Linked DNA regions of Mus musculus: all the other regions are linked to region 1. A link is a loop called in an ENCODE intact Hi-C map of the cell type or tissue named here. Cell type or tissue: gastrocnemius. All regions are shown on one strand. Region 1 holds the start of Fbp2 (fructose bisphosphatase 2). Region 2 holds the start of Zfp935 (zinc finger protein 935). Region 3 holds the start of 6720489N17Rik (RIKEN cDNA 6720489N17 gene). Region 4 holds the start of Mir713 (microRNA 713).

The links. Hi-C counts contacts between places; a loop is a spot of excess contacts. Peaks named below come from ENCODE experiments on the same cell type or tissue, not always from the same donor. Only the 100,000 strongest peaks of a DNase experiment are listed, where the experiment ranks them.
Region 2: a loop joins it to region 1, with 8 times the contacts of the local background. A loop is called at or near these places in 22 of 42 quality-filtered maps.
Region 3: a loop joins it to region 1, with 12 times the contacts of the local background. A loop is called at or near these places in 35 of 42 quality-filtered maps.
Region 4: a loop joins it to region 1, with 9 times the contacts of the local background. A loop is called at or near these places in 26 of 42 quality-filtered maps.

The regions. Positions count from the first base shown.
Region 1 is chr13:62,850,828-62,858,827 of GRCm38, forward strand. It overlaps Fbp2 (fructose bisphosphatase 2), which reads right to left and starts at 7,573. Exons shown (of 7, transcript NM_007994.4): 1 at 7,301-7,573; 2 at 4,077-4,239; 3 at 3,147-3,239. The coding sequence starts at 7,470. In gastrocnemius, CTCF peaks have their summits at 4,053 (motif pointing left), 5,584 (motif pointing left) and 5,810 (motif pointing left); DNase peaks (open chromatin) are centred at 4,047 and 5,606; H3K4me3 peaks cover 3,044 bases; H3K27ac peaks cover 2,950 bases.
Region 2 is chr13:62,465,264-62,473,263 of GRCm38, forward strand. Zfp935 (zinc finger protein 935) reads right to left here and starts at 1,549. Exons shown (of 4, transcript NM_178875.4): 1 at 1,444-1,549. The coding sequence starts at 1,446. In gastrocnemius, a CTCF peak has its summit at 4,888 (motif pointing right); DNase peaks (open chromatin) are centred at 1,623 and 2,080; H3K4me3 peaks cover 1,933 bases; H3K27ac peaks cover 1,181 bases.
Region 3 is chr13:62,622,948-62,630,947 of GRCm38, forward strand. 6720489N17Rik (RIKEN cDNA 6720489N17 gene) reads right to left here and starts at 1,235. Exons shown (of 3, transcript NM_173381.1): 1 at 1,091-1,235. The coding sequence starts at 1,093. In gastrocnemius, a CTCF peak has its summit at 4,315 (motif pointing right); DNase peaks (open chromatin) are centred at 1,255, 4,311 and 7,035; H3K4me3 peaks cover 1,029 bases; H3K27ac peaks cover 511 bases.
Region 4 is chr13:62,760,463-62,768,462 of GRCm38, forward strand. It overlaps Mir713 (microRNA 713), which reads left to right and starts at 277; the gene lies at 277-384. It also overlaps Platr25. In gastrocnemius, a CTCF peak has its summit at 3,525 (motif pointing right); DNase peaks (open chromatin) are centred at 267 and 3,540; H3K4me3 peaks cover 662 bases; H3K27ac peaks cover 281 bases.

The DNA.
Region 1 (8,000 bases):
GAGAAAGGAGGTCCAGTGACAGGCCCAAATTGGGATCCAGCTCAAGAGGAGGCCCCAAGGCCTGGCCTGACACTGTTACTGATGCTCTGTGGCGCGCTTGTAGACAGGAGCCCAGCAAGAGTCCCAACAAGCAGCTGTAAGTCAGATGCGGATAGTAGCACCCAACCAATGGACAGAAGCCGGGGACCTCTGTGGTTCAACTGGGGAAAAGCTGGAAGAAGCTGAGAAGGGCGGCCCCACAGGAAGACCAGCAGCCCCAACTAACCTGGATCCCTGAGATCTCTCAGACACTGAGCCACCAACCAGGCAGCATACACCAGCTGATTTGAGGCCCCTGACACATATACAGCAGGGGACTGCCTAGTCTGACCTCAGTGAGAGAAGATGCACCTAACCCTTGAGACACTCGAGGCCCAGGGAGTGGGGAGGTCTGGTGGGATAGGGGTGGAGGGGTGGGGTCATCCTCTTGGAGACAGGGTGGGGTGGGTAGGAGGTATAGGATGGGGAGAGATCGGGTGGGGGCAGACTGGCAGGGGGATGAAGACTAGACTATAAAAAAGGATTAGAGAATAAAAAAAGAAAAAATTATTTATTTCAGTGGTTATGGGGTGCTGCACAGTGGACAAACTCGGGTGACTCGGGAACAATTCTGAGCTGCAGAGAGCGCATCCAGAGGATGTGAGTTACTGGCTCATGAACAGCTCAGACTGAGAGCCAGAACCAAGGCTGCTCTTGTGTCTCCATGGGAGTATCTGTTCTTGAATCCTGTCAAGAGCACTATAAGATGCTCAAGTCATCCCCTCCCTTGTAATTCCCACAAGCCATGTCCCTAACTCACTACAGTGATCTCTACTCAGCAGCCCTACAAGGTAAAGGCCAGAAGACACCTTAGGTTTATCCTTATGAACCCTGTTGACCTCCTTTTGAGACAACACCCCTCATTGGCTTGGAACTCACCAGGTAGGCCGTACTGACTGGCCAGTAAGCCCTAAGCATCATCCTGTCCCCACTGCACCAGCACTAGGATTTCAAGTGCATTCTACCATACCTGACATTTTTTATGTGGGTCCATGGGGTTACAGTCAGGTCTTCAAGTTTGTAACTAATACACTTTGTCTACTGACTGTAGGTACGCCCAACCACAGCTCAACATTCTGACTTTATGATTTGGTGTTCCAGATACCTGATGGTATAATCAGACATGTCTTCTCTGATGCCTAGCACACCCTCATTGGTGTGTTTGGAGTCTACCTTTTCTTTAGAACTATAATCTAAGGAGGCCCATGGTTATTTGGACTGGCCATTAGAGCCTGTGCTTTATTTTAAAACTTAAGGCAAAACCCTTGTGTCTTGAGTCTCTCTAAATTCAAGCATGATGGCTATATGCCATGAATAATAATACCCCTTTGTTTCCAACGCAGTTGGTCTTCAGATGTTAAAGGCTGCAGTGATGGAGTTGGGGAACCCATTTAAGTTGTCATCCAGCCATTGCTGACACAGTGAGCTACACTGAGTTAATTCTCCTTCTCTGTCCTTCTACTGCTCCTCAGTCAAAGGGTCTCCTCCTCAGTGGGTCTTTACCCACTTCCTGGGACTGAGGCAAAGGCTTAGCCCAGACGTGGTGGTTGTCAACTCAACGCATCTGGGAAGAAAGAACTTCCGTTGAAGAAGTGCCTCCATCAAATTGGCATGTGGGCATGTCTTACCGGATGTTTTCTTGACTGTTAATTGATGGAGGAGGACCCAGCCCACTGGGTGTGACACTATCCCTGGGCAGGCGAGTTTGGGCTATGCAGCAGAGCAAGCCAGGTGGGTGAGCCAATAAGCAGTATTACCCTGTGGTCTGTACTTCACTTTCTATCTCCAGGGTCCTGCCTTGAGTTCTCACCTTGACTTCCCCCAGGGCTGGGCTGTAAGATGAGGTGACCCTTTTCTTCCAAGTGGTCCTGAAAATATTAGTCCTGTCTAAACAAATGAAAGCTTGAACTTACTTGGCTCTCAAGGGCAAGTCAAGGAGACTGAAGCAATGTCAAGGAGGGGCTGTCTTAGTGACTCTGAGAGAAGGCCATGGGGCCTTTGTGAACTTTGAAACTGAAGAAGTCACAGGCCAAATACAGGCAGCTTCCAGAAGCTGAAAAGGACTCCTCTAACAAAGAGGGAAAATACTTCTAGTGTACTACAAAATGGAACTGAACTCCACCGTCAACCGAAGCTCACATTAACCTAAGCTCACCTGGAAGCAAATTCTTCCCACTCCCAGCTTCTAGGTACTGAAGAGATCAGATTGGCTGGTTTATGGACCCTAAGTAGATAAAGCTGGCAGTCCTCCTCCGATTTAGAATACAGATAATCAATGGGTGATTAGGTATTCCAAGCCTTCTCTGATTTAGTGAACAGATAATCAATGGGTGTTTTAAGCCTCTAAGAGGCTTAAAGTACACAGCGGCAACAGAAAACCAACAGTAAGCATTGAGTCTCACTCGGAAGCAGAGGATGTGTGTGCTTAGAGCCTAGTGAGAGTGGAGTATCCCTACTCTTACTCATGGTGGCACATGCCTGTAACTCCAGCATCCAGGGGCGTAAGGCGAGAATATTGTAAATTCAAGGCCAGCTAGAACTACCTAGCAAGACACTGCTTAAAATAAGTAAATAAATAAAATCCTCTAATACCTGAAGCTTTTTAAGTACCAGTATGAGCTCATGCATGGCAGATTCTGTACCTGACCCTGGGTTGCAGGTTAGAGTACTTAGAACATATACTGTATGAAGTTACATGCAGGTGATGGGTACAAGGTCTATGAGAAACACAATTGAGTTTTGTGTTCATTCCCAAAACAACTCATTATGTTATTTGCAAAAATTTCAAAATCTGAAATCCTGATAGTTCTGCCCCTTAGCATTTTGGATGAAGGCTATTCAGTTCCATCCAGACAATCAGAACAAGGTCCCCATGGGAGCCCTGCCATTTTTCTCTCCCAGGGGAATGTTGGGAAGAAGGTAGATGAAGATTCCCAGTGGAGATTGCAAGGTAGGGAGAAGAGAGAGGGGTTTCTGGAGTTGCCTCCGGTGCTTTGTCTAGTGAGTAAAAGAAAAGATAGACTTCCAGACTAGGAACTAAGTGGAAAGATGCTAGTCTATCTACTCACCTTTCTGTAAATAGCAAATATAGTTCCGATGGAGGCCAGGCAGTCAATGTTTGAAGATCCATCCAGAGGGTCAAAGCAAACCACATATTTCCCCTACATCACAGACAGAAAAGCACCCCGTCAGCACAGCTACCTATTGGCCCAACTGTGCTATATTAGAGCTGCACGCGACTGACGTTTGTCCCAGCAAAGACATTTAGACCCATGAGCCTTCCATTTCTGCAATGCCAAAAGACATTGCTTATGGACATAGCTCAACAGGTATCGGTTATATGTCTGGTGTATGCTGAAAAATACACTCACAACCACTTGCTGCAAGGCTCGGGTGGTGGAACTGATGTTCAAACGCAGAACAGTATTGTGACTGAAGGTTGACCGAATTTTTGACCACCAGCAAACTTCAGTCTTTAATAAGTCTCTGTGACTCTGCTGAATGTAACCCCTTTCCGTGCGCTAGCAAACTCTGCCGAGGGCACAGGATTATCATAAAGTGTTCCCCGAATTCGTCTATTTGCTAGGCTAATCTATTTGGGAAGAGCCACTCCCTGCAAGAGATTGCAGCCCTCTTCCAGACAGGGGTAGTGAAGGCCATAGATAAGAAATCTTGGGGGTGGGGGTGGGGCTGAATCAGAGACTGCTCTGTACAGCTCTTGTCAAAGAGAAGACTTCCCCAAATAAACCCTCCTTATCCCTGGACTCTACAAAGTCCAAGTTCATCAAAATGACGCCAAGGCCTGTTTACTGACGCACTGAACAGGAGACCACGTACAATTTCCCGCTGAAGAACTGAGAAATGCTTTGTTTCCAGAAAACAAAAGTCCTAAAATACAGGACAATCCCAGAAAAAGTTTAAGCAAAACAATCCGTTCTCTCAGCCCAGTAGCGCCATCTACTGCTGACGGGAGGTACTGCAGCCGGCGCTAGACTCACCCTCCTCTCCTGGGCTGTGATCACCGCCTCTTTATTCTCTTCGGAGACGAGCACACAGGTGCTGTAGGAGGACTGAAGCATGTTGATGACCAGGGAGTTGGACAGCACGTCCAGTTTCTTCACCTCATCTCCTGTCACATTCACGCTCCCCGAAATCCCATACCTAAGAAGACAAGGGTAGATTAAGTCACCGAAGGGGTCTTAATCCCAGCAAAGAATGTGAGGAGCCCAAACCAACAGTACAGGTACCCTTCTCCCCCGTGCCTCTTCCATCTCCAAATTATAAATACATAGGGAGCGTGCTATGACCCAAAGCAGTGATACTCAAGGTTACTTCCTTTGCACCTTGGGGGCATTGTCACGTCTCCTTGGTCTTCCAAGGAAGTTGACCAGATCCAGTCTCACTAAAATGCAGACTCCTGCGTGGCACTGGCAGCTAGAGGGAACGGGAGAGCCCCTAAGGATAACTAAGGGTACCAAAGAGTGGATGGTCATAGCTTTTCGACACTGGAACATCAAGCTTCAACTTCAAACATCTCTACAGAGGCTTGTGTTTTAGAGCCATAATACACAATCTCCTCCTCACACCTCAAGCCTTCAGGGTGTCCCCGATAACCTCGGGCTCGTCTCACTCTGGGCTGCTTTAATTCTGTCAATCTGAAGCAAATTCGAGTCACCTAGGAAGAGGGAACCTCAATCGAGGAATGGCTTCAGGAGATTGGCCTGTGGAAACATCCGTTTTCTTTGTTACTGACTGATGTGAGAGGCCCACCCAACTGTGGATGGTGTCACCCCTGGGTGGGTGGTGCTGGGTAAGCCAGTAAACAGCGTTCTCCGTGCCTTCTGCTTCAGTTCCTGCCTCTGGGTCCCTGCCTTGAGTCCCTGCTCTGACCGTCCCCCCACCCCCCACGCCTCCCCCCTCCCGCGCGCCCCAGTGATGGACTGCTTTCCTCCTCCAAGTTGCTTTTAGTCCTGGTGTTTATCACAGCAATGGGGAAGCTAACTAACCCACACTCAGAGCCAGGTCCTGCTGAACTATGGAGAAGGGGTGGCAAAAAAAAAAAAAAAAAAAAAAAAAAAAAAGCCATTTGCCCTCTTCCCTTCCCTTTAATTCCATTTATTTGTTGAAGAAATCCTCAGGTGATGCGAACAGGTGTCTCTAGTTGAGAGCCGCGTATGGACGCTGACGTCCATAAAAGCACCCCTCCCCTTTCTCTAACTGACGGCGTCCCCTCCCACTTTACTCCCATCCAGAATTTGATGTATGGTATGATGAGCCTTGGGAAACAACCTCACGTCAAACGTCATGACCTCAAAGGCTGTTACCCCTTGGTTCAAAACGGCAGCGTGTAAGCAAACAAATAGAACAATTAAATTGGTTTGCTCTGCCTCAGGATCACAGTCTCCTATGTAAGCAGCTGTTGCTGGGGCATGAAGAGCTGAGCAAATGTGTACAGCCTGCCACCTACTGGCCATGTGCGTGAATGCTGCCCAACACATCTGTAAACCACGAGGTCCTGTCACGATGCCTAAAGGCTGGACACAGCTGCACTGGACAAGGCCAGGGTACCTGCAGCCCCTGTCTCCTCCCCACCCCCGTGGCTGCTCTCTGTGTGAGGAGGTTAGGGTTTCCCCACTATGAAGAGCAGTCCAGGGACCTAGGACTCTGTCTGACACCACTTCCAGGGCTGAGCCTGCCACCAAGTGGTCAATCACCACATAGGCCAGTCTGTAAGTTTTTCCTCGAATGGTCTCAGAACCATGGTAGCTAATAGTGGGGCATGTCTTGAGTATTTATCACTGTCAGAACCATAGCCCTAATGACTTACTAACCCTTGTAACAGCCCTTTGTGTTAAAACTATTAGTAGCTCCCAGATTTACAAACATGGAGGTCTTAGCGAGAATAAACCATATTCCACAGCTACAAGGTAAGAAAAACCAAGTTAAATAAAGCACTTAACTATCTAGACCTTCATGGCCCTTGGTCGGATGCTGAACCACTGAGAAGCAGACTGTGGCAGATACACAAGGAACGCTGCCAAGAGAGTTGCTGTGGAGCCGAGAGGCCTGCACGGAGGAGGGGTTAAAAGTGTGGGCAAAAGTCCTGAGTGGCCACAGGAAACCGCCCTAATTATAGCAGAGCGGGAACACAGGAGTAGCAAAGACGCTATCTAATGTTACTCGGGGATGATCTTCACACATGCAGGCAACGCCCATTCTGGAAGCATGTTCTTAAAGGCAGAGAGCGCTTGGCCGTTCTTGCCGAATGAAGTAATCACACAGTTAAGGGACAGCACGGGCCGGGGAAAGAGCCAATCAATCATCTTTAATTTGGGTCCTGTTATCTGTTCCTAAACACGTACATAGTAAGCTCTGTGGTGGTTTTATGATTGCAATTATGAAATTAATGCTGTCACAGTTTGGGAATAAAGGCACCACACGATCGAGAATAAACATTTTAAATAGGTGGACTTTGTTGGCTCTTCTTCGAGGGTCCCCCCCCCCCACACACACACACATGTATGTCCCTTCCTTCGACTTCAGAGGGGCCCTTCACTGGAATCAAAATGGAAGTCCAAAGGAAGTGATTTCTTTTCATCATGCCTTAAAACCGTACTCCTGGCTGTGGCCAAGAGCAACTCCAGCATGAACGTGGCCCTGTTTTGCAAAAGAGAACCAAGCAAAGGTGCTCTGCTGTGCCTGCCCCAGCCCAGCCTGTCCAGATTCCTGAACACCACGTGAAGATGGAGAAAACTGAGCCAGGTTCTTTTCATGACAGTCAAGCCCCCTTAACCTGTGTTCTGGTGATTTCTACCCCACAATACTGACAGAGGTCATGACAACTGAACACACCTGTACGGGGTAAAAAAAAAAAAAAAAAAAAAAGGCATCAAAACACATTTTAAAGTCCCATTAAGACTTTGCAAATATAAGTAATGAGAATTCAATATAGGTTTTGAGGCAACAAGCTATAGTGTTACCATTATAATCCCAAGTAACCGGTAGTCACACTTTTCTCTGCAGTTTGTTGCTAAGCAGTTTTTCCCTTTCCTTGCAAAACATGCCAAAGGCTGCTTTATCAAAGCAGGCTTAAAGAATTTAAATGCAGTGTCCTTACGGCACAAAGAGCAAATTAGCTTTGGACCCCGTTTCTAGCACAAGCACCGGTCTGTGGCTTCCACACCCTGGCTTGGGTTGCCTGCGCATGCTCTCCAGGACTTACAGGTTGGCCAGGCCGGCCTTGCGCACTGCGGAAGAGATGGCTTTGATGGCAGTCAGCATCGAGTTGAGCAGCTGGGTGAGTTCTCCGGTCCCTTTGGCCTGTCGCCCCTTTTCCATAACGTAACGGGTCAGGGTCAGCATGTCTGTCTCAAAGGGGCTTCTGTCCGTCATTGTGCAAATGAGATCCCAAAGCCTCCCTTTGCTCCTTGTAGAAATCCTTGCTCTCTCAAGGCAGCAGCCTCACAGCCTACTCGTTGAAGACACACCTGCACTTGACTGTGCCAAAGTCCGAGGGAAATGAACCCCACCCCACGTGACTCAGATAGCCGGACAAGCCCTCAAGGAAACTTCCCTGGCCTCCCTCCCTGACGGTGGCAGCTGCCACAGTGCAAGAAGCAGGCTGTAAATAGTACTGCGCTACAGGGAAGGGCTGGCCTCAATCTCTACACCCAGTTTTGTTTTGTTTGATCCTAAGAAGCCAGGATCAGCCACAGGTGAAAGAAGACTAGCTAATAAAATGACTCACAAATTCCTCCTATGGGAAGCAAGAGGGCTTTCTGCAGCTAGCCGCCACTGTGTGTCATTCTGCACGGTTGAGACTCTCAGATGGCATATTGGCAGATTCTTTATCTGGGGCATAGGTCACATAACAAACTAATGGCAATCCCAGGGTGACTGGAGCAAGAGTTCTTTCAGGCTTG
Region 2 (8,000 bases), 390 kb before region 1:
TTACAAATGAAGAACAAGTCACAAAAAAAAAAAAAGGTGACTTTTAACTTGGAATCTAATTTTAACCTTAATATTAATTTGTAAAAGAAAGAAAAACTGGAGTCTGCAAGCCTATCACAAATACAATTTTGATTATTTCCTGTGTTTGAGATAGGGTCTGATACAGACAGACAGCTGACTTTGATTCACTAATCACAATATAATGTATAATAAATATTAAAAGTATAATAGATAGCAGGATGTATGCGCTTTTGAGCAAATACTCCTAGCATCAGAATCTTCTATAAAAGAGAGAGATGAGAAGCCATTTGGTGTTGGTCTGGTTATTGGTAAAGGAGAGTGATTTTGAAAAATTGCAGGCTATTCCCTAGCAGAGATAATGACATAAGAAGATAAAGTTAGGCCAGGCAGTGGTGGCGCACGCCTTTAATCCCAGCATTTGGGAGGAAGAGGCAGGCGGGTTTCTGAGTTCGAGGCCAATCTGGTCTACAGAGTGAGTTCCAGGCCAGCAAGAGGTATACAGAGGAACCCTGTCTCAAAAAAAATCCAAAAACAAAACAAAACAAAAAACAAAAAGCACTAAAAAGAGAAGATACAGTTAGATCTCACCCCTACGTGCAATGTGAGCTGCGGAGAGACGTAACCTAACACACAGCTTCTCAACACTCTGAGCTGAAGTAACTGTGCAAGTGGATTAGACATATCTGCAAAGGAGTCCCCTCTAGTTGAAAATTCAACATACATTGGAACAAACTAACCGCTCAAAAGTATAATAATTTGTATTATGAATTTATGTGAGTTTATCCATATTTGCTTGTGTAAAAGTCTTTTCTACTGTGAGGGTGGCTCTCTTCTCCTGGTTTAAGAGAAGTTTATTGCTCCAAACTTCCCCCAAGCTTATCAAGCAAGAGGCATCTGGACAAGAGGGAAAGGCTCTAGCAATGACTCCTTTACTTAATCACCCACTCCCTTTCCTTAGAGAACTTTCATAGGAAACTTTTTAGAAGAACTTGGAAATAAAGATTAAAGACATGTTTAAAAGTGTCCCACTTTTCTTCCTGTGACTTCAACTAGCAGCTGGAAGTTAGAGCAGCCCAGTTTCTGTGGAGATAGAACAAAAGCTACTCACTTAATCCCCTGTCTTTTTAAGAGGAGGCTCTAAATACCAGAGATCGCAGCGTCCAGCCTTGCCTCAGAGGAACTCGGGCAGGTCAGCTTCTGCTGCAACGCGACTGAGACTTAAGATAGGCAAACGTCTTAATACTAAACAGCAACCCTAAACATCCCTGAAAACCAAGTCTTGTCACCTCAGACACTCTTCCCCCTCCACTGCCTGAAGAGGAACCAAGAATGGCCAGGGCTGGTCCCCTGCATCCCGTCACCCCGACTCCAGCTTCTTAGACCCCTGCTCCTTCCGGTTAAGGGCAGTGGTCACACGCTCACCATGTCGCCACGTCGTAGATCGCTGGCAATTCCCTAAGGCCCCTGGCAGCAGAGATTAAAACAAATCAGACCAAGCTTTCAGCCTGCTCGAAACGGAAAGGAACACAGAGCACCGGAACAAGGCACACGGAAGAACACGCCTCTACTTCTATTGCCCTGCCTATCCGGAGGCCCTGATTGGCTAGTGAGACTTGATTGACATGAGCACCTCCCTTAGGGTTACAGTGCGCTGAAGGCACACAGCTTAGGGCTTCCCAGCTCGGGTTTCTTATCCAGATGCTGACCCTTTTGAGATCTGCAAGACTTTCTTTCAGTCCTGTCCAACAATAGTCTATCTTTCTGTCATCCAGAACTCAGCAGGAATTTCTTCTTCCTGCTCCTCCAAGGCCGCCGCCGGTTCTGCTTCTCCTCGCTCCGCCCCCCTCCTCCACCAAGGAATCAAGAGCCACACCTTGCACAGTACATTATTCAACTTGGAGCAGAATGAACTATAGGTTCCAAGGATAATTACAATTAAAGAGAGATTTTTAGGACATAAAATGTGATGTTTGCTTCTCTCATTTTACACTGACATCAGGAAAATCGCAGCTAATATGCAATTGCTACAGATGAGACTCCAGACAACCCTGGGAGAAAAGCAGGGGATGGTTGCCAATCACTATGGAGCACTATTGTTAGCCAGCACATCTTCCTACGTGGGAAGGTGAAAAAACATATCTGTATTAGTAAAGGTTTTCCAGATGAACAGAACTCAGAGCATGGATATCTTTAAGTATGCAGAAAGTGGATAGATAAGAATGGCTCACAGAATGTGGCCCCACTGGTAAATCAATGACTGTACCAACGGAGATTTGAAGAAAACAGTAGTGCCTTTATGTCTCAGCTGGTCTTTAGTATTTTTCAGCATTCCAAAGATGGAGCCTTAATGCTAGAAAAATAAAGAGACCTTGCTGGCCAGTATGTGGGAAGAAGAGAAAGAGAAAGAACTACCATCTTCAATATCCTTTATATATGTAGGCTCACAGCAGAAGTTCTGGCCTAGATTAATTTTTTTTCTACTTAACCAAAACCTCCAGAGTAAATAAGGGTTTTCCCATCTTAAATGGTGAAAATAATAAAAACATTCACAGTGCCCATCTCTTTGGTTTTAAGTAACTGAACTCCTGTAACTACAGTCATTTGAAATAATTACATTGGTGGCAACATCAGTTAACAGGAAGTTCAGTTTTTATCCAGATTCTTTCTTTTTAGATTTATATATTTATTTTTTATGTATATGAGTACACTGTAGCTGTACAGATGGTTGTGAGCCTTCATGTGGCTGTGGAGAATTGAATTTTTCAGACCTCTGCTTCACTCTGGTCAGTCCCACTCACTTAGTCCCTGCTTGCTCTCGCCCAAAGATTTATTTCTTATTATTATTATACATAATTACACTGTAGCTGACTTCAGACACTCCAGATCTCATTATGGATAGTTGTGAATCACCATGTGGTTGCTGGGATTTGAACTCAGGACCTTGGGAAGAGCAGTCAGTGTTCTTACCTGCTGAGCCTTCTCCTCAGCCCCCTTTTCCAGATTATTAATTGCCTGGGCTGCAGACCAGAGTAATGACCAGTCAAGGTGACTATTAAGATGGAAAATTGGTGACCTCACTACTCATTGCTAATGTCAAGTACAGACATACCAGGAAAACTTTCACCTTCAAAGCCTAGCCTAGAAGAGATGCAGGACTGTCTTCCCATCATGTGGCTTTAGAGACAGGATTAGATGTACAAGGCAATTATCAGTTACATGGCATGACCCAGCCTGGGCACAGGAGACCTTGTCCTAAGCAGCACTTGTAAAAGAAATGGAAAGAAATTCTTATGCCTGGGAAACATCACAGAATGGATACAAGTAAGAGATCAGAGCAGTGCTGCATTTAAAGCGAACCAATAATTGACTTATTACAAACAGAAATATTATTGAAAAAACACATAGCCATTCTGACTTTGTAAAAGAATAGTCCATTTCCTGGTAGAAGGAATAGCATCTTTCAAATACTGTTTGACCATGCTTCTATGTGGATTGTTGCCTGCTGAGAACTGTAACTTGACACACACAACTACAGCCAATGAAGGCCTGTGTTTTAAATTTCTGAGCTGACTTAATTATGTCAATGAGGATTGCACATATCTCATAGGACAGTAGTAACCTAACTGCAATTTGAGTATTCACTGGCTTAACTGACATCATAAATCATACACCCATAGATCTAGTCTGCCTTCATTTACCCAACATGAATTAAGACACACTGAAAATTATAAAATTACCTCCATGCCAGCATCAGGCACTTTCATTATTGCAACTCTAGCAGCTGATTACCCACCCTGATTCCCCCATTAGTGTACACAATAAACTTCTTCCTATTGTGGTCAGAATGCAGAAGCTATGCCCCTCATGCAAATCCATTTCCTATTGACTCAACAAACAGTTTATTACATGACTCAAATGCATAATTTTAAAACACAGTGGTGGTACAAATGTTAACTTAAGAATTTAGTTGTGGGGGGCTGGTTAGATGGCTCAGTGGTTAAGAGAACTGACTGGTCTTCCAAAGGTCCTGAGTTCAAATCCCAGCAACCACATGGTGGCTCACAACCATCGGTAATGAGATCTGACGTCCTCTTCAGGTGTGTCAGAAGACAACTACAGTGTATAATAAATAAACAAATCTTTAAAAAAAAAGAATTTAGTTGGTTTAAACAATAGGATAGCAATGATACTGCCCTGAGAGATAACAGAGTGGAATGAGAGCTACATGACTCACCATAGGAAACCTTGTCTCAGAAATAATTTTCTAAAAGACTGGAGGTGTAACAGGTAGAAATAGCATCCTTTCATAGGAAAAGATCACTCACTCATCTTTGACTGATGCCCAAGAAGAGCCAGCCTAGAACAGAATTTTTAGTTCCCAATATGCTGTTGTACCTAAGTCTCTCTTAGGTTAGGGCCACAGCTATAGTTTGAACAATAGTCACTTAGGCAGATGGAGATTTACAGAGGAAAACGACCTTCTAGTCAACAATGTATGATCTAAAAGTACATTTAAAAGATGTATCAATGCCACAACTCTCCATATACAATGGACAGAGAATACAAACAGAAAATACCAAGGAAACATCACCTAACAGCACTGTGGTTACCGTTCTTACGTGAGCAGGTTTGCTGAGCTAGTCTAACCTCAGAATAAGGCTGCTTTTCTTAATCAGCAACTTGGTTCAGAGGAAAGGCACAGGTGCTTCTCTGTAGGACCAGAAAGAAGTGCATCCTGAATGCTGTGTGTCTCAAGGCTGTGACATCTCTGTAGAAGATTCCATGTTATATACATTATTTTTATTTTACTTATGTGAGCCTATTGCTGGAACATGTCTATGTGCATTACCTACAGTGGTCAGAAGAGGGCACTATATCCCTCTGAATTGCAGTTACAGCAATTGAATTACAGCCATGTTGTTTTTTAGAATGCAACCTGCATCACCTGGAACAACATCCAATGCTCATAACTATATCTGTATTTATTATATTTTTCTTGTAAAATTAATTTTATGCATTTAAATTAGAACATAATACAACACTTCATGTAACCTTTACCTTTTTACATTTTTCTTTTTTTTTTTTTTAAAGATTTATTTATTTATTATATGTAAGTACACTGTAGCTGTCTTCAGACACTCCAGAAGAGGGAGTCAGATCTTGTTACGGATGGTTGTGAGCCACCATGTGGTTGCTGGGATTTGAACTCCTGACCTTCAGAAGAGCAGTCGGGTGCTCTTACCTACTGAGCCATCTCACCAGCCCACCTTTTTATATTTTTCTAATATATATTCCCAAAAATGTCAAATGAGGTGGGAGATTTGGTAAAACCATGATAGCCTAGTGAGCTAACTTCATTTCCTTAACTGTATGCAATATATCTATTTACAAGCTTGAATGTACAATTAAACTGCTAGACGCTCAGAAATCTCTTTGTCTATGCCCATTTACATAGTCTACCTTTCTCTTGAGCTCACTGAAACCCAGGAGGGCTCCTTTGCTCTCTTTCTTCAAATCCTTCCTCATCTTTGTCCTGCTATTTCTTACCACTCTGCTTCCACAATGCTATTCTAAGTCAAGACATAGAGACAGAGTCCAAAGAGAGTGCCCACCAAGAGAAAGCTCAAATGTCTTATTGCTACAAAACCAGGCTCTATCTCCCTTACTACATCCTTGGCAGGCTGCAGCAGGTCAGCTCCAGGGGGAGGTAGTGGTGGGAGGACCCGGGTCAAGTCTGTAGGGAGCTGAAACTTCTCACCTTTACAGAAGAGCATCTCAATGCCATCCAAGCTGACTTTGCCCCAAGTCACCCAGCAAAGACCTCAAGACCCCTCCCAAGTAACTTGCCTCAAAATGGGCAGGCACTTTCCATTCCTTAGCATTCTCTTGTATTGAGGCTTTGGCTTTCAGAGGCACACCCAAAATACACCTTTCCAAAACAGGCCTAGCTGCATCTGAAAAGGCAAAGTCTTCCTAAGCTAGGATATTTCAATACAAATCACTCTTTCTAAGAACCATATGCAAATATCCTTTAACAATTTATCCCCTTACTTCTCCCCTCTCCATCCTAAATTCTTCCCTGCCAGTTTCTTCCTTGTTACATACATGTGTGACTATGAAGACTCAAATACATAAATAAAACTTGCTGACTGCATTTTTATTGGTTATGTGTATGATTCAAGGACTGACTGACTTGCATTGATTAGCCAAATAGGGAACTCATTGCCTGGGGCTAACTCTCCTACTTAAGAGTTCCCCTCTTTAATAAGCAATAGGACTTGGGGAGCACAAGTGACAGATTAGGATGAAAATAAGATAGGCCCTCTTCTCTGTGAAGTAGATAAAGTACCTACCTTGAATCCAAAAGCTGAAAGTGAGCTTTTTGTTTTTTATGGTGGCAAATATCTCCCACCTTAGATATTGAGGTAGCTGTCACCCAAATTCCCCACAATGATTATCCTATACTTTCCTCCTACTCCTCTGAAAGACTTCCAGGTACTGGAAAATAAGTATGCAACATAGGAGCAAAGGGCAACATTCCCATTTAAATGCCACATCTTGCTTCAATGCCTAGAGAATGAATTCTGTCTCTTACACAACCACACTCTTCCATGACCATCAATGACAGCGTTATGTTTCCAACATACAATGCTAAGAATAAACAATATTATTCCACAAAGAATCAAAGCATATCAAAGAAGGAACAGACCAAAGCAACACAACATCCAGCAGAAAAATATAAAACCATGAAGCTTATTTTTCAGCTTCTTCAGATAATGAAATTGCCTGACTACAATATACTTAGGCATCTCTGGTCTTCCACCTCTGTCTCTGAAGCACACATAGTCTCACTTGTAGGCCAACTCCACTATGTGCTTGCAGCACTTTTCAAAGCTGCTCCTCTTGTCCGAAATACCTTGTGTATGGTATTATATTTTACTTTATTGAATGTGGGTTAGTAGGGCTGGAGAGATCTTTCAGTTGTTAAGAGCACCAACTGGAGAACCAGCCTTCATTCCTAGCATTTCCATGGCAGCTCACCTTGATCTATAACTATAGTTCCCCAAAATCCTAAGGTCTAAATAGTTACCTATGAGCTGTCACCTGGCATTTTCTTGGGTATTTCCATAAATGAGAGCTTTTCTGTGCATCCTGTCATATGGTCTCAAAAGTTAATGGTATAAATATATACTTCTATACAAGGGAACAAAACATGTTTGAGTTACTCTTTCAGTCAGGAATGACAACATGTGATGTAAAGAATCAAACGTATGGTTTTGAAAGACCCCTAAAGAGGGGAAACCCTCAGACAATCCCCCCCAAGAACTCAGGAGAGACTGTCCTTGCTGCAATCACATGAGGTTTATTGACAGGAACCAGCGCGCTGGGGCTGACTCCTGGAATCCCATGCAGGGGTTGGAGAGGAGATATTTACAGGAAAAAAACCCAGAATCCAAAGGGGTAGGGAGGGCTTTATTGGAAAATACCGAAATACCAGTGGAAAAAATCACAAGGGGAAACTCCCTGCTTCTCAAGATTGTTCTCAAGTTTTAATGTAACTTTTGTGGTCAGCCAGTTCCTGGAAAAAGGTCACTGAAGCAGCTTGTGTAATTATCTGTCCTGTGGTTAGTCAAGTTCCTGGAACAGAGTCACTGAACTGGCTAACCTACATTCTTGGCTCTACTCTGTTTGCTAGAGGGGTTGGTGTTATTAGACGCGTTCTCACGACCGGCCAGGAAGAACACCACAGACCAGAATCTTCTGCGGCAAAGCTTTATTTCTTACATCTTCAGGAGCCAGGGTGCAGGAAGCAAGAGAGCAAGAAGCAAGAGAGAGAAGCAAGAGAGCAAGAAGCAAGAGAGAGAGAAAACGAAACCCCGTCCCTTTTTAAGGAGAATTCTCCTTCGCCTCGGACGTGTCACTCCTTGATTGGCTGCAGCCCATCGGCCGAGTTGACGTCACGGGGAAGGCAGAGCACA
Region 3 (8,000 bases), 230 kb before region 1:
TTTGAGCAAATATTCCTAGCATCAGAATCTTCTATAGAAGAGAGAGCTGAGAAGCCATTTGGTGTTGGTCTGGTTATTGGTAAAGGAGAGTGATTTTGAAAAATTGCAGGCCATTCCCTGGCAGAGATAAAGACATAAGAAGATAAAGTTAAGCCAGGAAGTGGTGGCGCATGCCTTTAATCCCGCACTTGGGAGGAAGAGGCAGGCGGGTTTCTGAGTTCGAGGCCAGCCTGGTCTGCAAAGTGAGTTCCAGGATAGCCAGGGCTATACAGAGGAACCCTGTCTCAAAAAAATCCAAAAAGATAAAAAATAAGAAACACCAAAAAGAGAAGATACAGTTTGATCTCACCCCTATGTGCAAGTGGATTGGACATATCTGCAAAGGAGTCCCCTCTAGTTGGAAATTCAACATACATTGGACCAAAAGGGTATGAATTTGTATTATGAATTTATGTGAGTTTATCCATATTTGCTTGTGTAAAAGTCTTTCCTACTGTGAGGGTGGCTCTCTTCTCCTGGTTTAAGAGAAGTTTATTGCTCCAAACTTCCCCCAAGCTTAGCAAGCAAGAGGCATCTGGACAAGAGGGAAAGGCTCTAGCAATGACTCCTTTACTTAATCACCCACTCCCTTTCCTTAGAGAACTTTCATAGGAAACTTTTTAGAAGAACTTGGAAATAAAGATTAAAGACATGTTTAAAAGTGTCCCACATTTCTTCCTGTGACTTCAACTAGCATGCTGGAAGTTAGAGCAGCCCAGTTTCTGTGGAGATAGAACAAAAGCTACTCACTTAATCCCCTGCCTTTTAAGAGGAGGCTCTAAATACCAGAGAGCCTTGCCTCAGAGGAACTCGGGCAGGTCAGCTTCAGCTGCCAAGCGACTGAGACTTAAGATAGGCAAATGTCTTAATACTAAACAGCAACCCTAAACATCCCTGAAAACCAAGTCTTGTCACCTCAGACACTCTTCCCCCTCCACTGCCTGAAGAGGAACCAAGAATGGTCAGGGCTGGTCCCCTGTATCCCATCACCCCCACTCCAGCTACTTAGCCTCCTGCTCCTTCCGGTTAAGGGCAGTGGTCACACGCTCACCATGTCGCCACGTTGTAGATCGCTGGCAATTCCCTAAGGCCCCTGTCAGCAGACATCAAAACACAACAGATCAATCTTTCAGCCTGCTCGCAACGGAGAGAATGCAGAGTAGGGGAACAAGGCACACTAAAGAACACGCCTCTACTCCTATTGGCGGGCCTATTCGGAGGCCCTGATTGGTTCGTGAGTCTTGATTGACATGAGCACCTCCCTTACGGTTAGAGTGCGCTGAAGGCACACAGCATAGGGCTTCCCAGCTCGGGTTTCTTATCCAGGAGCTGACCCTTTTCAGATCTGCAAGACTTTCTTTCAGTCCCGTCCTCCAATAGTCTATCTTTCTGTCATCCAGAACTCAGCAGGAATTTCTTCTTCCTGCTCCTCCAAGGCCGCCGCCGGTTTTCCTCCTCCTCACTCTGTCCCATCCTCCACCAAGGAATCAAAAGCCACACCTTGCATAGTACAGTATTCAACTTGGAGCCGAATAAACTATAGGTTGCAAGGATAATTACAATTAAAGAGAGATTTTTAGGACATAAAATATGATGTTTGCTCCTCTCATTTTACACTGACATCAGGAAAACCGCAGCTAATATGCAATTGCTACATATGAGACTCCAGACAACCCTGGGGGAAAAGCAGGGGATGGATGCCAATCACTATGGAGCACTGTTGTTAGCCAGCACGGTTTCCTACGTGGGAAGGTGAAAAAACATATCTGTATTAGTAAAGGTTTTCCAGATGAACAAAACTCGGAGCATGGATCTCTCAAAGTATGCAGAAATTGGATAGATAAGAATGGCTCACAGAATGTGGCCCCACTAGTAAATCAATGACTGTACCAATGAAGAGTTGAAGAAAACAGTAGTTCCTGTATGTCTCAGCTGGTGTTCAGCACGTAACAGAATTCCAAAGATGGAGCCTTAATGTCAGAAAAATAAAAAGACCTTGCAAGCCAGTATGTGGGAAGAAAAGAGAAAGAACTACCATCTTCAATATCCTTTATATATGTAGGCTCACAGCAGAATTTCTTGTTAACCAAAACCTCCAGAGTAAAGAAGGGTTTTCCCATGTTAAATGGTGAAAATAATAAAAACCCCTCACAGTGCCCATCTGTTTGGTTTTAGGTAACTGAACTCCTGTAACTACAGTCATTTGAAATAATTGCATTGGTGGCAACAACAGTTGACAGGAAGTTCAGTTTTTATCCAGATTCTATCTTTTTAGATTTATATATTTATTGTTTTATGTATATGAGTACAATGTAGCTGTACAGATGGTTGTGAGCCTTCATGTGGCTGTGGAGAATTGAATTTTTCAGACCTCTGCTTCACTATGGTCAGCCACACTAACTTAGTCCCTGCTTGCTCTGGCCCAAAGATTTATTTATTATTATTATACATAATTACACTGCAGCTGACTTCAGACACTCCAGATCTCATTATTAAAAGTTGTGAGCCACCATGTGGTTGCTGGGATTTGAACTCAGGACCTTGGGAAGAGCAGTCAGTGTTCTTACCCACTGAGCTTTCTCCCCAGCCCCTTTATCCAGATTATTAATTGCCTGGTCTGCAGACCACAGTAATGGCCAATCAAGGTGATTATCAAGATGGAAAATTGGTGACCTCAATACTCATTGCTAATGTCAAGTACAGCCATACCAGGAAAACGTTCACCTTCAAAGCCTAGCCTAGAAGAGATGCAGGACTATCTTCCCATCATGTGGCTTTAGAGACAGGATTAGATGTTCAAGGCAATTATCAATTACATAGCATGACCCAGCCTGGGCTTCAGGAGACCTTGTCCTAAGCAGCACTTGTAAAAGAAATTGAAAAAAATTCTTATGCCTGGGAAACATCACAGAATGGATACAAGTAAGATTTCAAAGCAGTGCTGCATTTAAAGGGAACCAATAATTGACTTTTTAAAAACATAAATATTATTGAAAGAACACATAGCCATTCTGACTTTGTAAAAGAATAGTCCATTTCCTGGTAGAAGGAATAACATCTTTCAAATACTGTTTGACCTTGCTTCTATGTGGATTGTTGCCTGCTGAGACCTGTAACTTGACACACACACAACTACAGCCAATGAAGGCCTGTGTTTTAAATTTCTGAGCTGACTTAATTATGTCAATGAGGATTGCACATATCTCATAGGACAATAGTAACCTAACTGCAATTTGAATATTCACTGGCTTAACTGACATCACAAATCATACACCTACCGATCTAGTCTGCTTTCATTTACCCAACATGAATTAAGACATGCTACAAAATTATAAAATTACCTCCATGCCAGCATCAGGCACTTTCATTATGGCAACTCCAGCAGCTGATTACCCACCCTGTTTCCCCCATTAGTGTACACAATAAAGTTCTTCCTATTCTGGTCAGGATGCAGAAGCTATGCCCCTCATGCAAATGCTTTTCCTATGGACTCAGTAAACAGTTGATTACATGACTCAAATGCATAATTTTAAAACACAGTGGTGGTACAGATGTTAACTTAAGAATTTAGTTGATTTAAACAATAGGATTGCAATGTTACTGCCCTGAGACATAATAGAGTGGAATGAGAGCTACATGACTCACCATAGGAAACCTTGTCTCAGAAATAATTTTCTGAAAGGCTGGAGGTATAACAGTTAGAATTAGCATCCTTTCATAGGAAAAGATCACTCATTCATCTTTGACTGATGCCCAAAGAAGAGCCAGCCTAGAACAGAATTTTTAGTTCCCAATATGCTGTTATACCTAAGTCTCTCTTAGGTTTGGGCCACAGCTATAGTTTGAACAATAGTCACTTAGGCAGATGGAGATTTACAGAGTAAATCCATCTTCTAGTCCATAATGTATGATCTAAAAAGTAAGTTTAAAAGATGTATCAATGCCACAACTCTCCAATATACAATGGACAGAGAATACAAATACAGAAAATATCAAGGAAACATCATCTAACAGCACTGTGGTTACCGTTCTTACATGAGCAGGTTTGCTGAGCTAGTCTAACCTCAGAATAAGGCTGCTTTTTTACTCAGCAACTTGGTTCAGAGGAAAGGCACAGGTGCTTCTCTGTAGGACCAGAAAGAAGTGCATCCTGAATGCTGTGTGTCTCAAGGCTGTGACATCTCTGTAGAAGATTCCATATTTTATACGTTATTTTTATTTTATGTATGTGTTTTGCTGGGTCCTGTCTGTGTGCACTACCTACAGTGGTCAGAAGAGGGCAGTATATCCCTCTGAATTTCAGTTACAGCAATTGAATTACAGCCTTGAGGTTTTTTTGGAATGCAACCTGCATTACCTGGAACAACATCCAATGATCATGACTATATCTGTGTTTATTATATTTTCCTTGTAAAATAAATGTTTATGCATTTAAATTAGAACATAATACAACACTTCATGTAACCTTTACCTTTTTACATTTTTCTAATATATATTCCCAATAATGTCAAATGAGGTGGGAGATTTGGTAAAAACATGCTAGCCTAGTGAACTAACTTCATTTCCTTAACTGTATGCAAAATACCTATTTACAAGCTTGAATGTACAACTAAACTGCTAGATGCTCAGAAATCTCTTTGTCTATGCCGGTTTACACAGATAGTCTACATTTCTCTTGAGCTCACCGAAACCCAGGAGGACTCCTTTGCTCTTTCTTCAAATCCTGCCTTATCTGTGTCCTGCTATTTCTTACCACTCGGCTTCCACAATGCTATTCTAAGTCAAGAGATAGAGACAGAGTCCAAAGAGAGTGCCCACCAGGAGAAAGCTCAAATGTCTTATTGCTACAAAACCAGGCTGTATCTCCCTTACTACATCCATGGCAGGCTGCAGCAGGTCAGCTCTAGGGGGAGGTAGTGGTGGGAGGACCCAGGTCAAGTCTGTAGGGAGCTGAAACTTCTCACCTTTACAGAAGAGCATCTCAATGCCATCCAAGCTGACTTTGCCCCAAGTCACTCAGCAAAGACCTCAAGACCCCTCCCAAGTAACTTGCCTTAAACTGGGCAGGCACTTTCCATTTTTTAGCATTCTCTTGTTTTGAGGCTTTGGCTTTCAGAGGCACACCCAAAATACACCGTTCCAAGACACACCTAGGTGCATCTGAAAGGGCAAAGTCTTTACTAAGCTTGGATATTTGAATACCAATTATGCTTTCTAAGAACCATATGCAAATATCCTTAATCAATTTATCCCCTTACTTCTCCCCTCTCCATCCTAAATTCTTCCCTGAAAGTTTCTTCCTTGTTATATACATGTGTGACTATGATGACTCAAATACATAAATAAAATTTGCTGACTGCATTTCTATTGGATATGTGTATATGATTCAAGGACTGACTGACTTGCATTGATTAGCCAAATAGGGAACTCATTGCCTGGGGCTAATTCCCCTACTTAAGAGGTCCACTCTTTAATAAGCAATAGGACTTGGGGAGCACAAATGACAGATTAGGATGAAAATAAGATAGGCCCTGTTCTCTGTGAAGTAGATAAAGTACCTACTGTGAGTCCAAAAGCTACAAGTGGATTATTTTTATTTAAATAATAAAATTATTTACTGAGTGAGCTTTTTGCTATTTGTGGTGGCAAACCTCTCCTACCTTAGATATAGAGGTAGCTGTCACCCAAATTCCCGACAATGATTATCCTATACCTTTCGCCTACTCCTCTGAAAGACTTCCAGGTACTGGAAAATAAGTATGCAATATAGGAGTAAAGGGCGACATTCCCATCTAAACTCATTATCTTGCTTCAACTCTTATAGAGTGAATCCTGGCTCTTACCCTACCACACTCTTTCATGACTGTCAATGAGACTGTTATGATTCCAACATACAAAGCTAAGAATAAACAATATTCCACAAAGAGTCAAAGCATATCAACGATGGAACAGACCAAAGCAAGACCTAATCCAGCAGGAAAATATGAAATCATGAAGTTCATTGTTCAGCTTCTTCAGATAGTGATGAAATTGCCTGACTACAATAAACTTAGGCATCCCTAGTCTTCCACCTCTGTCTCTGAAGCACACATGGCTTCACTTTTAGGCCGATTCCACGACTTGCTTGTAGCTCTTTTCAAAGATTCTCTTATTGTCACAAATACCTTGTGTATGGTATTATATTTTACTTTATTGAAATTGGGTTAGTGAGGAAGGAGAGATCTTTCAGTTGTTACGAGCACCAACTGTAGAAGCAGGCTTCATTCCTAGTATTTACATGGCAGCTCACTATGATCTACAACTGTTTAGTTCCACAAAAACATAAGGTCCAAATTGTTACATATGAGCTGTCAACTGTTATTTTCTGTAGTATTTCCATAAATGAGACCTTTTCTGCATGTCTTTCATATAGATTCTAAAATGAATGGCATGAAAATATACTTCTATACTACAGAGGAACAAAACAAAGTTGCTTGAGTTACTCTTTCATTCAGCAATGACATGTGAAATAAAGTATCAAATGTATATTCTAGTCTACGATTTCAGGGGAAATAAATAAACTATACCAAAAACAAAAAAACAAGCTTTTAAACAATTTGTGTTGTTATTTGTCAAAAATCCTAATCTACAGTGAGAAGAGTTTATTCTATCTACAAACACAGAATCCCCGACCACAGATAGATTCACAGTTCAATTTTGGACCATGTTTTATTTTCACTCCCTTTGTTTTCTGTGTTAAACCATACTTACTGGTATAATTTTCCTCTGCCCAGGTCACTACATGAATGAGCAGGACTACTGTCTCTCTAACAACCCTTCCCAGTCCCAGCAGATCAGATTCTGATAGCTCAGCCAACCTGCTCTTCCTGACCATGGAAGTTACCATCCTAAACACTGGCTGCCACACTCAGCACAGTATTGCTTGTAGGGCTGCTTCAGAGGAGAATCTTAGAATGAACCCACAAGGTTTCTCCTACTGTAGCTACTGAGTGTTAGCTCTTTCCAGCGTCCATCACTATCTAGGTCACCCTGCTGGACCTCAGGAAAGTAGCAGCACTGCTAAGGATGGGAAGAGATCAAATGACTCAGAGAGGCCAGGCCTATTGAGCTCTGCCATTCCACAATGGGTGCAGACAGGGTCCTAGACTGGGAAATTTTAGATATGAAGAAGAACTTGCAGTCTTCCAGAGCATGTCTACTTGATTTATTCAATCAAGGAACAGGGTACATCATGTGTACATTCTCTTACACACCTACAGTTAGTTCTGCCATCAATTTGCTTCATAGCTGGGAAGTCCTGCAGACAAACATAGGTCACATTCAAACAGTAACTGTTGTTCACAGAGAAATATCCCTCATGAAAAACAATAGATTGTCTATGAAGGAATTCGGAGACAGAAGAGAGATGGTGGGAATGCTGTAAGTATAATGGAAAATACAGCTTTAAAGTGGAAAAGGCTTGATGATTATGTTCTCCAGAAGGAGGGAAGTGTATTAGAGCACACCAAGTGTTACTCAGGCCTAGTCTCTCAGGAGGATCATCTTAAAACTTGGAAAAATGTCTCATTCGGTAGGAACACAATCATTACCTAGATATTATTCTTGGAAGAACTAGTGTAACTACAGTAATCTGACATTTTAGCAAGTTCAGCTTTTTATCCAGATACTTGATTGTCTGGGGTTGGATAGAAAAATGGGTCAGCAGGACAGTTATCAATCATCTAAAATTGATTACTTCAATGCAAATCTTAAGTACTGTCAAAGCAGAGATATTATCACCTCCTTTTGTCCTGACCCTTTCTGGGCTATGACTAAACATATCTCAAAGTTGGTCACAAAATTCAATTCTTGCACAGGTGCAGCTTCATTGGACAGTCCCAACAGAAAACAGAAGTTGGATGACAATCATTCACTGGCCTATCTTTCCTTTCAATGCAGTCAAAGCCCAGGCTGGGAGAGGT
Region 4 (8,000 bases), 90 kb before region 1:
CTCCGCTGCCTGAAGAGGAACCAAGAACAGTCAGGGCTGGTCCCCTGTATCCCATCACCCGGACTCCAGCTGCTTAACTCCCTGCTCCTTCCGGTTAAGGGCAGTGGTCACACGCTCACCATGTCGCCACGTTGTAGATCGCTGGCAATTCCCTAAGGCCCCTGTCAGCAGACATCAAAACACATCACACCAATTTTTCAGCCTGCTCGCAACGGAGCGGAACGCAGAGCAGGGGAACAAGGCACACTAAAGAACACGCCTCTACTTCTATTGGCGGGCCTATCCGGAGGCCCTGATTGGTTAGTGAGACTTGATTGACATGAGCACCTCCCTTAGGGTTAGAGTGCACTGAAGGCACACAGCATAGGGCTTCCAAGATCGGGTTTCTTATCCAGGAGCTGACCCTTTTCAGATCTGCAAGACTTTCTTTCAGTCCTGTCCTCCAATAGTCTATCTTTCTGTCATCCAGAACTCAGCAGGAATTTCTTCTTCTTGCTCCTCCAAGGCCGCCCCCGGTTCTCCTACTCCTCGCTCTGCCCCCTCCTCCAACAAGGAATTAAGAGCCACACCTTGCAGAGTACATTATTCAACTTGACAAAGAGTGAACTATAGGTTCCAAGGATATTTACAATTAAAGAGAGATTTTAGGACACAAAATGTGATGTTTGCTTCTCTCATTTTACACTGACATCAGGAAAACCGCAGCTGATATGCAATTGCTACATATGAGACTCCAGACAGCCCTGGGAAAAAAGGAGGGGATGGATGCCACTCACTAAGGAGCATTATTGTTCGCCAGCACATCTTCCTACTTGGGAAGGTGAAAAAACATGTCTGTATTAGTAAAGGTTTTCCAGATGAACAGAATTCAGAGCATGGATCTCTCTAAGTATGCAGGAAGTGGATAGATAAGAATGGCTCACAGAATGTGGCCCCACTAGTAAATCAATGACTGTATCAATGGAGAGTTGAAGAAAACAGTTGTGTCTATAGGTCTCAGCTGGTGTTCACCACGTAATAGAATTCCACAGATGGAGCCTTAATGTCAGAAAAATAAAAAGACCTTGCAAGCCAGTATGTGGGAAGAAGAGAAAGAGAAAGAACTACCATCTTCAATATCCTTTATATATTTAGGCTCACAGCAGAACTTCTGGCCTTGATTAATTTTTTTCATCTCAATCTAAACTTGCAGATTAAAGAAGGGTTTTCTCATGTTTATTGGTGAAAATAATAAAAACCCCTCAAAGTGCCCATCTGTTTGGTTTTAGGTAACTGAACTCCTGTAAGTACAGTTATTTGAAATAATTACATTGGTGGCAACAACAGTTGACAGGAAGTTCAGTTTTTATCCAGATTATTTCTTATTAGATTTATATATTTATTTTTTATGTATATGAGTACACTGTAGCTGTACAGATGGTTGTGAGCATTCATGTGGCTGTGGAGAATTGAATTTTTCAGACCTCTGCTTCACTCTGGTCAGTCCCACTCACTTAGTCCCTGCTTGCTCTGGCCCAAAGGATTTATTTATTATTATTATACATAATTACACTGTAGCTGACTTCAGACACTCCAGATCTCATTATGGATATTTGTGAGCCACCATGTGGTTGCTGGGATTTGAACTCAGGACCTTGGGAAGAGCAGTCAGTGTTCTTACCCGCTGAGCCTTCTCCCCAGCCCCTTTATCCAGATTATTAATTGCCTGGTCTGCAGACCAGAGTAATGGCCAATCAAGGTGATTATCAAGATGGAAAATTGGTGACCTTACTACTCAATGCTAATGTCAAGTACAGCCATACCAGAAAAATGTTCACCTTCAAAGCCTAGCCTAGAAGAGATGCAGGACTGTCTTCCCATCATGTGGCTTTAGAGAAAGGATTAGATGTTCAAGGCAATTCTGAATTACATGGCATGAGCCAGCCTGGGCTTCGGGAGACCTTGTCCTAAGCAGCACTTGTAAAAGAAATGGAAAGAAATTCTTACGCCTGAGAAACATCACAGAATGGATACAAGTAAGAGATCAGAGCAGTGCTGCATTTAAAGCAAACCAATAATTGACTTTTTACAAACATAAATATTATTGAAAAAACACATAGCCATTCTGACTTTGTAAAAGAATAGTCCTTTTCCTGGTAGAAGGAATACCATCTTTCAAATACTGTTTGACCTTGCCTCTATGTGGATTGTTGCCTGCTGAGACCTGTAACTTGACACACTCAACTACAGCCAATGAAGTCCTGTGTTTTAAATTTCTGAGCTGACTTAATTATGTCAATGAGGATTGCACATATCTCATAGGACAGTAGTAACCTAACTGCAATTTGAGTATTCACCGGCTTAACTGACATCACAAATCATACACCCACCGATCTAGTCTGCTTTCATTTACCCAACATGAATTAAGACATGCTGCAAAATTATGAAATTACCTCCATGCCAGCATCGGGCACTTTTCATTATGGCAACTCTAGCAGCTGATTACCCACCCTGTTTCCCCCATTAGTGTACACAATAAACTTCTTCCTATTCTGGTCAGAATGCAGACGCTATGCCCCTCATGCAAATGCTTTTCCTCTTGACTGAGTAAACAGTTGATTACATGACTCAAATGCATAATTTTAAAACACAGTGGTGGTACAGATGTTAACTTAAGAATTTAGTTGGAACTGGGCGTGGTGGCGTTCACCTTTAATCCCAGCATTCAGGAGGCAGAGGCAGGCAGATTTCTGAGTTCTAGGCCAGCCTGGTCTACAGAGTGAGTTCCAGGACAGCCAGAGCTACACAGAGAAACCCTGTCTCGAAAAAACAAAACAAAACAAAAATGAATTTAGTTGGGTTAAACAACAGGATTGCAATGTTACTGCCCTGAGACATAACAGAGTGGAATGAGAGCTACATGACTCACCAGAAGAAACCTTGTCTCAGAAATAATTTTCTGAAAGGCTGGAGGTGTAACAGGTAGAATTAGCATCCTTTCATAGGAAAAGATCACGCATTCATCTTTGACTGATGCCCAAAGAAGAGCCAGCCTAGAACAGAATTTTTAGTTCCCAATATGCTGTTGTACCTAAGTCTCTCTTAGGTTTGGGCCACAGCTATAGTTTGAACAATAGTCACTGAGGCAGATGGAGATTTACAGAGTAAATCTATCTTTTAGTCCATAATGTATGATCTAAAAGTAAATTTAAAAGATGTATCAATGCCACAACTCTCCATATACAATGGACAGAGAACACAAATACAGAAAATATCAAGGAAACATCACCTAACAGCACTGTGGTTACCGTTCTTACGTGAGCAGGTGTGCTGAGCTAGTCTAACCTCAGAATAAGGCTGCTTTTTTACTCAGCAACTTGGTTCAGAGGAAAGGCACAGGTGCATCTCTGTAGGACCAGAAAGAAGTGCATCCTGAATGCTGTGTGTCTCAAGGCTGTGTCATCTCTGTAGAAGATTCCACATTTTATACGTTATTTTTATTTTATATATGTGAGTCTTTTGCTGGGTCCTGTCTGTGTGCATTACCTACAGTGGTCAGAAGAGGGCATCATATCCCTCTGGATTGCAGTTACAGCAATTGAATTACAGCCTTGAGGTTTTTTGGAATGAAATCTGCATTACCTGGAACAACATCCAATGCTCATGACTATATCTGTGTTTATTATATTTTCCTTGTAAAATAAATTTTATGCATTTAAATTAGAACATAATACAACACTTCACGTAACTTTTACCTTTTTACATTTTTCTAATATATATTCCCAATAATGTCAAATGAGGTGGGAGATTTGGTAAAAACATGCTTGCCTAGTGAGCTAACTTCATTTCCTTAACTGTATGCAAAATACCTATTTGCAAGCTTGAATGTACAACTAAACTGCTAGATGCTCAGAAATCTTTGTCTATGCCGGTTTACACAGATAGTCTACCTTTCTCTTGAGCTCACCTTAACCCAGGAGGGCTCCTTTGCTCTCTTTCTTCAAATCCTGCCTCATCTGTGTCCTGCTATTTCTTAGTACTCTGCTTCCACAATGCTATTCTAAGCCAAGAGATAGAGATAGAGTACAAAGAGAGTGCCCACCAGGAGAAAGCTCAAATGTCTTATTGCTACAAAACCAGGCTCTATCTCCCTTACTACATCCTTGGCAGGCTGCAGCAGGTCAGCTCCAGGGGGAGGTAATGGTGGGAGGACCGGGGTCAAGTCTGTAGGGAGCTAAAACTTCTCACCTTTACAGAAGAGCATCTCAATGCCATCCAAGGTGACTTTGCCCCAAGTCATTCAGCAAAGACCTCAAGACCCCTCCCAAGTAACTTGCCTTAAACTGGGCAGGCTCTTTCCATTCCTTAGCATTCTCTTGTATTGAGGCTTTGGCTTTCAGAGGCACACCCAAAATACACCTTTCCAAGACACACTTAGCTGCATTTGAAAAGGCAGTATCTTCCTAAGTTTGGATATTTCAATACAAATTAGGTTTTCTATTAACCATATTCAAATATCCTTCAACAATTTATCCCCTTACTTCTCCCCTCTCCATCCTAAATCTTCCCTGCCAATTTCTTCCTTGTTACATACATGTGTGACTATGAAGACTCAAATACATAAATAAAACTTGCTGACTGCATTTTTATTGGTTATGTGTATGATTCAAGGACTGACTGACTTGCATTGATTAGCCAAATAGGGAACTCATTGCCTGGGGCTAATTCTCCTACTTAAGAGTTCCCCTCTTTAATAAGCAATAGAATTTGGGGAGCACAAATGACAGATTAGGATGAAAACAAGATAAGCCCTCTTCTCTGTGAAGTAGATAAAGTACCTACCTCGAATCCAAAGCTACAGGTGGATTATTTTATTTACCGAGTGAGCTTTTTGCTATTTGTGGTGGCAAACCTCTCCTACCTTAGATATAGAGGTAGCTGTCACCCAAATTCCCCACAATGATTATCCTATAATTTTTGCCTACTCCTCTGAAAGACTTCCAGGTACTGGAAAAGAAGTATTCAACATAGGAGTAAAGGGCAACATTCCCATTTAAACACATTATCTTGCGTCAACTCTCATAGAGTGAATCCTGCCTCTTACTCTACCACAGTCTTCCATGATCTTCAATGAGACTGTTATGATTCCAACATACAATGCTAAGAATAAACAATATTATTCCACAAAGAGTCAAAGCATATCAACGATGGAACAGACCAAAGAAAGACCTAATCCAGCAGGAAAATATGAAATCATGAAGTTCATTGTTCAGCTTCTTCAGATAATGATGAAATTGCCTGACTACAATATACTTAGGCATCCCTAGTCTTCCACCTCTGTCTCTGAAGCACACATGGCTTCACTTTTAGGCCGATTCCACGACTTGCTTGTAGCTCTTTTCAAAAATTCTCTTATTGTCACAAATACCTTGTGTATGGTATTATATTTTACTTTATTGAAATTGGGTTAGTGAGGAAGGAGAGATCTTTCAGTTGTTACGAGCACTGACTGTAGAAGCAGGCATGGCATTTACATGGCAGCTCACTATGATCTAGAACTATGTTTAGTTCCACAAAAACATATGGTCCAAATTGTTACATATGAGGCGTCAGCTGGTATTTTCTGGGGTATTTCCATAAATGAGACCTTTTCTGCATGTCTTTCCTATAGATTCTAAAATGAATGGCATAAAAATATACCTCTATACTACACAGGAACAAAACACAGTTGCTTGAGTTATGCTTTCATTCAGCAATGACAACATGTGAAATAAAGTATCAAATGTATATTCTAGTCTATGATTTCAGGGGAAATAAATCAACTATACCAAAAACGAAAAACAAGCTTTTAACCAATTTGAATTATTTGTCAAAAATCCTAATCTACAGTGAGAAGAGTTTATTCTATCTACAAACACAGAATCCCCGACCACAGATAGATTCACAGTTCAATTCTGGACCATGTTTTGTTTTCACTCCCTTTGTTTTCTGTGTTAAACCATTCTTAGTGGTATAATTTTCCTCTGCCCAGGTCACTACATGTAAGAGCAGGACTACTGTCTCTCTAACAACCCTTTCCAGTCCCAGCAGATCAGATTCTGATAGCTCAGCCAACCTGCTCTTACTGACCATGGAAGTTACCATCCTAAACACTGGCTGCCACACTCAGCACAGTATTGCTTGCAGGGCTGCTTCAGAGGAGAATCTTAGAATGAACCCACAAGGTTCCTCCTACTGTAGCTACTGAGTGTTAGCTCTTTCCAGCTTCCATCACTATCTAGGTCACCTGCTGGACCTCAGGAAAGTAGCAGCACTGCTAAGGATGGGAAGAGATCAAATGACTCAGAGAGGCCAGGCCTATTGAGCTCTGCCATTCCACAATGGGTGCAGACAGGGTCCTAGACTGGGAAATCTGTAGTTATGAAGAAGAACTTGCAGTCTTCCAGAGCATGTCTACTTGATTTATTCAATCAAGGAACAGGGTACATCATGTGTACATCCTCTTACACACCTACAGTTAGTTCTGCCATCAATTTGCTTCATAGCTGGGAAGTCCTGCAGACAAACATAGGTCACATTCAAACAGTAACTGTTGTTCAAGGAGAAACGGCCCTCATGAAAAACAATGAATTGTCTGTAAAGGAATTCAGAGACAGAAGAGAGATGGTGGGAATGCTGTAAGTATAACGGAAAATATAGTTTTAAAGTGGAAAAGGCTTGATGATTACGTGCTCCAGAGAGGAGGGAAGTGTATTAGAGCACACCACGTGTTACTCAGGCCTAGTCTCTCAGGAAGATCATGTTTTTTAAAGATTTATTTATTATTATATCTAAGTAAACTGTAGCTGACTCCAGACGCACCAGAAGATCTCATTAGATTAGATCTCATTTCGGGTGGTTGTGAGCCACCATGTGGTTGCTGGGATTTGAACTCAGGACCTTAAGAAGAGCAGTCAGTGCTCTTACCCACTGAGCCATATCGCCAGCCCTCAGGAGGATCATCTTAAAACTGTAAAAAAAAAAAAAAAAAAAAAAAAAAAAATTGTCTAACTTGGTGGCAAGACAATCATTACCTAGATATTATTCTTGGTAGAACAAGTATAGCTACAGTAATTTGACATTTTAGCAAGTTCAGCTTATCCAGAATCTTGATTGCCTGGGGTTTGATAGAAAAATGGGTCAGCAGGACAGTTATCAATCATCTAAAATTGATTACCTCAATGCGAATCTTAAGTACTGTCAAAGCAGAGATCTTATCAACTTCTTTTGTCCTGAAGCTTTCTGGGCTGTGACAAAACATATTTCAAAGTTGGTCACTAAATTCAATTCTTGCACAGGTGCAGCTTCATTGGACAGTCCCAACAGAAAACAGAAGTTGGATGGCAACCATTCACTGGCCTATCTTTCCTTTCAATGCAGTCAAGGCCCAGGCTGGGAGAGGTGCAGGACTGACATCCAAGCTTGTGGCAGCAGAGACAGGATTGGAAGATCACATTGATTCTAAATTACAGAGTATGAGCCAGAGTATGGTACAGGAGATAATGCTCTAAACAGAAATAAATAATCAACAGCACTCTTAAAAAATTAAAAGAAAATTTTAATGACTGGGAAGTACTGGAGAATGAAAACGATTAAGGGACAATAACAGAGATGCATTTTCAGGAAATCAAATTCAAGAATTGAAATCACAGGGGGTGGTGGTGGCGCACGCCTTTAATCCCAGCACTCAGGAGGCAGAGGCAGGTGGATTTCTGAGTTTCAGACCAGCCTGGTCTACAGAGTGAGTTCCAGGACAGCCAGGACTACACAGAGAAACCCTGTCTCGAAAAAACAAACAAACAAACAAACAAACAAACAAAAAACTGAAATCAATTAGAAACTCTTTAAAAATTTAAACATCATTGAAAAGTTCTCACACATCTACACCAATTTTCAAAAAAAGGAGAGCATCCCTGGCAGTGGGAATGCTGTTAAGAAGATGGGGTTTTACCTCACCCCATGAGCAATGTTAGCTGTTGAGT